Regions from separate parts of the Mus musculus genome. Here all the other regions are linked to region 1. Evidence: chromatin loops called from intact Hi-C (ENCODE). Cell type or tissue: heart. All regions are shown on one strand. Region 1 holds the start of AW495222 (expressed sequence AW495222). Region 2 has its middle 49 kb from the start of Gm41020. Region 3 overlaps Homer1 (homer scaffolding protein 1).

What was found. Hi-C counts contacts between places; a loop is a spot of excess contacts. Peaks named below come from ENCODE experiments on the same cell type or tissue, not always from the same donor. Only the 100,000 strongest peaks of a DNase experiment are listed, where the experiment ranks them.
Region 2: it touches region 1 in a loop (4-fold over the local background); 4 of 42 quality-filtered maps call a loop at or near these places.
Region 3: it touches region 1 in a loop (2.5-fold over the local background); 5 of 42 quality-filtered maps call a loop at or near these places.

The regions. Positions count from the first base shown.
Region 1 is chr13:93,717,934-93,720,433 of GRCm38, forward strand. All of the region lies in intron 13 of Dmgdh (dimethylglycine dehydrogenase precursor), which reads left to right. It overlaps AW495222 (expressed sequence AW495222), which reads right to left and starts at 1,242. Exons shown (of 3, transcript NR_045086.2): 1 at 951-1,242. In heart, a CTCF peak has its summit at 1,243 (motif pointing left); no DNase peak of the experiment used is centred here.
Region 2 is chr13:93,246,270-93,248,769 of GRCm38, forward strand. No RefSeq gene overlaps it. Among named protein-coding and RNA genes, the nearest start is that of Gm41020, 49 kb to the left of the region's middle. In heart, no CTCF peak of the experiment used is centred here; no DNase peak of the experiment used is centred here.
Region 3 is chr13:93,340,063-93,342,562 of GRCm38, forward strand. Homer1 (homer scaffolding protein 1) reads left to right here. Exons shown (of 10, transcript NM_147176.4): 2 at 1,694-1,850. Among named protein-coding and RNA genes, the nearest start is that of Homer1, 38 kb to the left of the region's middle. In heart, a CTCF peak has its summit at 978; no DNase peak of the experiment used is centred here.

The DNA.
Region 1 (2,500 bases):
TAGTGGTGAACCCCAGACATTTTCTGGCAGGCACACGCCAGAGGATCTGAGTATCACCTCTCACATCCTTGCTTTCCCTCTGTTACGTTTCATTTCCCTCTCACAATCATCCTTAGGCGAACTAATGTCCTTTTCTTTTGAGGGACAGGGACAGTGGTCCCGTGTGTGTGGGTCTAGTCTTCCCCACCAGTGGGAATCAAGAGCTTCTCTGTGTACAATTGTTAACCACTTACACAACATTTTTATATGCATTGATTCTGCTTTGCTTCTGTCTTAGTTTCCTTCCTGTTTCTGTGGGGGAAAAAAATACCCTGACAGAAGCGAATTCAGGGAGAAAGGGTTTCTTTCAGTTCACAGGTCCAGGTTACAGTCCTTCAGAGTGGGGAAGTCACAGTGACAGTGGCTTGAGAGAACTGGTCATGTCACATCCATAGTCTAAAATGATTGCAAGCCCCTGGACAGCTGCTAACTGGCTTCCTGCACTTTACCCAGGATCCCCTGCCCAGGGAATGTGGTGTCCACAATTATGAAGGGTCTTCCCACATTGACTGTTGTCATCAAGATAAAGCCCCTATGCGCGTTCCCAGAAGCCCTTGTTCTATGACTTAGCTTTACCACGACTCTTATTTTGCATACATTCACTGGGTTCATTGAGCCCCCAACATCCAGATTCCTGTGACCAGGGTCCTATTTACCTTGTGGGAGAAACAAAACCCTAACTTTTACAGAGAACTGACGTTTTAGGGGCCATTGTAAACATGAGCTTCCGAGTGGGGACTCTGGGGTTTAAATCTATCCTTTACTTAACTCTTGGCTGGCTGGCCTGCTCTCTTATAAAATGGAGTATTTATCCTAAAGAATCAGCGCAGACGTAGAGATGGTTAGTAATGAGCCGAACAAACACACTATACAGTTAATTTCTAGGTTAACCTGAGAGCTCAGGTACTTACCCTTGGGCCTTCTCATTGATGCAAGCTTGCAGGAAGCCGGTCCTGCCTGCTGCAGCGAACTCAAGTTTACAGCCAGGACTCAGGCAAGGCCAGCTGCCCTCAGAAAACAAAACAAATTTGTCCCCATGCTCAGGAAAAAGGACAGAGAAGCCACCCCTTGAGAGTTAAACATCGCTGTATTCTAGCCTCAATTTTTCTGATGTTTTTGGTTTTTTTGTTTTTCCTTCTGCTTCCTCTCCCTGGGCTCCATTTTAGGGTCCTCTTTCCCAACAGTGCCAGAGCGCCCTCTAGTGCAGAAACATCGGCGAAGTCGCTCTGTTTCCCTGAAAAAAAAAATCTCTAATTTTGGCAGACTGAAAAATAATTTCAGAGTAACTCAAACTAATTTAGGAAATATGAGAACACTTTTATGTGGTGTAAAGTAGTCTTACGTTTATCTAGTTTATGTCGACTCTTTGGGAGGTTAGAGCAGGCAGTTCTCATTCCCATAAAGAAATGAACAACAAAAAACCCGACTTCCAGAAAGGTCCTCTGCTCATTAACACTTAACTGAGTACATCGAGGTATTCTGTTCCCATTTCTATACATTTAGCAGTTCCTCCTGAGTTCATCTCTTTCATTTCCCCTCAGTTCTCATCGTATAAATTAGAATCTTCAAAAACCCCTTAAAAACAAAACAGTGATAAAAACCCCCTAACTTCATTCAGGTTTAGAACTAAATATTGGATTTCCCCTGAATTGATGCATCCTATCTCGAGTCAGCTAGTTCTGAGCTTTAATCCTCCCTTCCCGTTTTCTTTCTAGAACTCTGCAAAAGCCAGTGTTCTGTCACCTGCTTTCCCCTCTTTACCCCCATTCATGGCTAAATGCAAGCTAAGCAAAGTTACTTGTTACTTTTTTAAAAACACAATTATGTAATTAAAATTATTACATAACATACATGAGATTCTTGTTTGTGAAACACCATGTACTAGCCTTCAAATATTTATTAAGGTAAAAGATCGGAGGCCAGAGAGATGGCTCAGTGGTTAAGAGCACTGTGTGTGCTTCTCCTGCAGAGAAGCAGAGGTCAGTTCCCAGCATCCTCGATGGGCAGCCCCGTTACTTCAGTTCTGGGAGAGCACACCTGCACACACCCACACGCAGACATGAACACATACATGTACACGCAATGAAAACAGATAAATTCATTAACACCTTTAAAATAAAAGAGCAGTGGAAACCAACCCAATGTTCAGTCTCTGTGTTTGCCATATTTAAAAATAACAGCATTTGCCAAAGGCTTCATTTGAATGGAAAATACTGCTTCAGAGACTAGTCCATAATTGGTCTTTTAAAGAATCTTTACTCAAAAACCATCCAGTGTCCTTAATTCTGGGGAGACTAATATAAGAAAGTGATGTCTCTGTTTCTATCATTGTTATGCATCAGCTCAAGGTGGGAGCCAGTGTTTGCCAGTATTTGCTGAGTGAAGGTAATGGGTTTGTTTCTGTTTTAGTAATCTCTTCATCTCCCCTCGCCCTGTACTTGCTGGGAGTGGTGGTGAACTC
Region 2 (2,500 bases), 470 kb before region 1:
TCTCTGAGGATTAAACACAGAGGCTCACACAGTGCCCAGCCTATGGCAGACTTTCAGTGATTTAAACAAATGTGGATCTGAATTTAAAAAAAAATGACAGCAACACTTTTAAAGTTGAAATCTGGCTTTTCTGGTGGGCTCAGGGAAAAGAATATTTATCTTGTAAAAATATGTTGGAGACCAGCTGACCCACTTTAAGACTGAATTTCTCTATCTTCAAAGAGGGAGTAAAAAATCTTATATCTGTTGAAATGTTGGGGCAGAGTAAAGATTAGGGAGTTGTACATTCTGGTGCACACCGTGTTCCTTACAAGACTTGTTACAGCTCAGCATCAATAGAAGCTGGCTATAGGGGGTCACACAATATGCTATAGTTGTTCCCTGGCTTAGAACGAATTCTGGTTTAATAACCCCATTCATTGCAGGCTAAAATGCATTCATTTCATTTTTTTTTCTTTTATGTATCGGTTGATGTATAAAGACATAAGATGTTCCTATCAGTGGGTATCATGCTATATCTCAATGCATGAATTACATTCTGTAACATTTAAACACATCTGGGTTAAACACATCTATTACTGTTTGAAGCACATGGGATGTAATTTGTGACCACATCAAGTAAATAGTCTATCACTTTTTACTGCCAGAGCCCACGACAGTGCATTTAATGTACTGAGGATGCTAAGCAGCCTAGCGACACGGTACACTAAGGAGAAGGATCTGTTGTTTTCCCTGGAACTGCAGCTGCTGCCCTATACCAAGAGAACCTACTGAACTGAGGTCACTCATCCGGGAGAAGGTCAAAATTTAAAGTACATTTTTTTTTCCTTGATCTGTATTGTCTCATCATCATAAAGTGGCAACACTCTAAGTCAAATATTGTAATCTGCTGACTAACTGTATAGAAGTTGGGAGACACCTGCCATTTTAAAAATAAACATTCCCCAAAGGAAAAAATAACCCTTTTCATAAACTATAAAATATTTTTCATCAGCAAAGAATAAGAACATGAAAAAAATAATAAAAATGAAGATATTTAGCTTTGAATTTAAATACAAAATCAACACATGAAAAAAAATTCAATTTCCAAGTTAGTATATTTTAGTTTTCTCAGCATTTCAGTGAATAAAAATATACATTTAATTGTATTTATTTTTAAAAAGTCGGATTTTTAAAAATCTTTCTATTGGCTTTTATCTTTGCCTTTGCCACAGTTTTGCTGCCTTTGAGAATATTTTTTGTTTCTTCCTTATGGGGTCATCTGACTTTCAAGGAGACGGCTCAAAAGAGTGGGGATGAATGGGCTACAAGCCAGAGAATTCAAGTTGAGAGGTGCCCTGCCTTGGGAAGTACAGCCCTGGGCCAGCCACTTCTGCTAAGAAACATAGCCACATGGAATGGGGTCATTAAGCAGTAGCTAGCTCTCTTTAGAAACTATAGTTATCACCACATTTAATGATTTTCATATCGATTCCTCTTTTGTTTACACAAAGCTATCAATCTTGCTCTCACGCCTTGCTGGATATCCTAAGCTGTTTATAGATCACAGCGTTATATGCCATCTCCAGCTTTGTATACCCACCACTCTTCCACTGAGACTCCACACCACTCTTCCTTCTGGCTGTCTAGTGACATGTCTAAGCTGTCAGGCCTTCTTGGTCTGTTTTCACCTCAGGACAGTCTCCGTTCCTGCTTCCTGGCCATCTTCACCTCCTGCAGGGTCTTTCCTGCACTTCACAGACCCACAATTCAAAATGATGTTTTTTCCCTAGAGTCTGGGCATTTATCCTTTCTCAAATTGCCCCCTGCTACTCAGAATCTCCACTAACATTTCCCCACAGAGGCCTCTTGCTGGCCAAGTCCTGCAGACTCTCCGCATCCCCCCAGCTTCCCACTCTGTCTTCATCCTTTGCATAACTCTTCCCAGTACCTGCCATCTCCACTTCAGGTGAAGATTCCTAAGGTGAGAAGATCAAAAAGATAGGTGTGGTGGTGTACCACTGTAACCCCAGCACTCGAGTCTGTGTCATGATGACCACATGTTCCAGGCTAGCCTGAGATACTTTGTAATAAAAAACCAAGAAAACAAAAAGAAAGTGAAAAAGAACACAGCAAGTCTTTGCACTTTGTCCCCTCATCACCAGGACAGCACCTGTGTGTGGTAGTCAGTGGTACATAGGTGGATATTTTATAGTCTTCTCAGTCTTCGGACTTGGTTCTTATCACAATCCATACATTTTAGCATAGCTCGATCTCTTTCTCTCTCCCCCTCCCCCTCCCTCTTCCTCCTCCCCCTCTCCCTCCCCCTCGTCCCCGTGTGTGTGTGTGTGTGTGTGTGTGTGTGTGTGTGTGTGTGTGTGTGTGTGTTTGTGTGTGTGTGTGTGTGTGTCCGTCCGTGATGGGGATTGGACTTAGAGCACTGTACATGCTCTAGATCTGAGGTACACCCTCCTCCTAGTTAGCAGCCTTCTTTCAGCATCCTTGCTGGTACTTACAATAA
Region 3 (2,500 bases), 380 kb before region 1:
TCCTCCATAGACTTTTCAGGAAAGGATAGTATATTGAAGGGGACCTTTCAGTTAGTACAGAATGATGCATGGGGTGTAAATGTAAAATGTTACAGCAGGGTCAAATGGAAGGACTTCTTGACTTTATAGTCTAGTCTACGGTATATCCTACTAGTCATAACAACCAGGATCTGTAAAGGTTCTAGGAATACCTAATTAGCAAATGGTGAACTTTTGCTCCTAGGGAATATTATGTCATGTTTCTATAAGCCTCTCATCACATTTTTATAAACCAGTCAGTTCATAACATTGTTTCACATACAGTTCTCACACGTCTGTCTGTCTGTCTGTCTTTCTTTCTTTCACTTTCTCTTTCTTTCTCTCTCTCTTTTCTTTCTTTCTTTCTTCTTTTCTTTTCTTTTCTTTTCTTTTCTTTTCTTTTCTTTTCTTTTCTTTTCTTTTCTTTCTTTCTTTCTTCTTCCCTTCCCTTCCCTTCCCTCCCCTCCCCTCCCCTCCCCTTCCCTTCCCTTCTCTCTTTCTTTATTTTCTCTTTCTTTCTTTCTTTCTTTTTTCTATCAATCTATCTAATTTATTTATAGACATGGTCTCTCATTATGTTTGCAGCTCAGTTTGGACTTGAGCTTAAAGATTCCATGTCTCTGCTTCCTAAATGCTGGGAGCACAACACCCAGTTGATGTGTGCTTTCATTTATTATTGTTGCTGCTTTAACATTGAACACGTGACCAATTATAGTATGAGTTATGCCTGAGTCAAGCTTATCTAACACACTTTTCTCCATAAGGCACATTAACTTTCCACCATGAGTATGTAGCACTTAGAAGCACTTCAACATTTTGCTGAGGGGCCATTTTAAGCAGTGAAAGCATCTACAATGGCACAGAAATGCAAAAAAAAAAAAAAAAAAAAAAAAAAAGCTAAACAAACCACTAAAAAGACAGCTGCTTGTATAGTCTGAGTGCTGAAACAAGATGGCAGTATTGTCTTGTTCATCTTCTGGTGGAAAGTATAGGCTAGGTGAGTCCCGTTTCCCAGTGTTCTGTGTATACAGCAAAAACTTAAAAAAAAAAAAGCCACAAGTTCTTACTTGACTATTAAGTTTGGTTCTTCACTGCTTTGATAAAACAATAACCAAAAGCAGCTTGGGGGAGGAAGTGGTTTATTTGGCTTAGTGCTTACAGTTCATTATTGAGGAAAGCCTGGACGGGACCTGAAGCAGGACCTGAAGCAGGACTTACAGATGAACATTGCGACTGCCTTGCCTAGCTTACTTTCTGACACAACCCACAACCACCTGTTCAAAGGTGGCATGGCCAACATTGAGCTGGACACCCCCTGCCCCATGAATCCTTAATCAAAAAATATTCCTCAGAGACTGCATCCAAAAGCCAATTCAATGCATGCAATTCCTGAGTTGAGGTTTCCTCTTCAGGTGACTCTAGTGGTGTCGAGTTGACAGAAGCCTGCAGAGTTACTGATGACGTTAGTGGGTAACTGAATTCATGTGTACAGAATCTCTGAGTAGCAAGAATCGGGTGTAATTGTTTTAACAAAGTTTATATTGGACTACTTACACTTCATACTGGAAAGAAAGATTATTTTATTTGCGGATATATGTAAGTTTCTCGTTAATGTAGTCACTTGTATAGCTTTTATGTTCACTTGTCTAATGAAGTAAAACTGTTCTTTCCTCAGGGAGCAACCTATCTTCAGCACTCGAGCTCATGTCTTCCAGATTGACCCGAACACAAAGAAGAACTGGGTACCCACCAGCAAGCATGCAGTTACTGTATCTTATTTTTATGACAGCACAAGAAATGTGTATAGGATAATCAGTTTAGATGGCTCAAAGGTAAGCTACATTTACTTCAAATAATCTTACTCTCTTGCTTTGTACAACATAGAAGTTCAGTTTCATTCATATTTCTGTTTTCATTAAAATATTTCTTCTAGACTTTTTGAAGCTTAACTTTAGAAAACAAAAAGTGATTATTCTTAGAGTAATAGCATTTTCCCCTCAAGTTATTTGTAGAAACTAACTCCCTTATTATATTGAGTTATATGAAGCAACATAGTCTTCAGCTTTATGATGGGTTAGTTTATTTAATGAACATCCCTGGCATCTCTGTTTTGTATTAATGTTAAATGATAAGAAAATTTCTGTCAGTCACTGTTTCATTATTAGAACAGTACCAGCTATCAGAAAGGCATTTATTTAGCTTTACAGTTTGAAGGCTAACAATCCAAAGGATATATAGCCCTAGCTCCCTGATCTTCTCTTGGTTGCAGCACTGTATGACTTGATAATATTAACTAACGTATGGGTTAGCAAGTAATTACATTCAGAGCCGGTGGAGCTGAGTGGGGTCAGGCCTGCTGTCTTTATGACAGTCCATGCAGTAGAATTGAAGGAGTTCTTAAGAGTTACCCTCCTACAGCATATTTCCACTGTCCTGATTACCTACCTCTAGGTCCTGCACGTACTTGAATGTTCTAGAATAC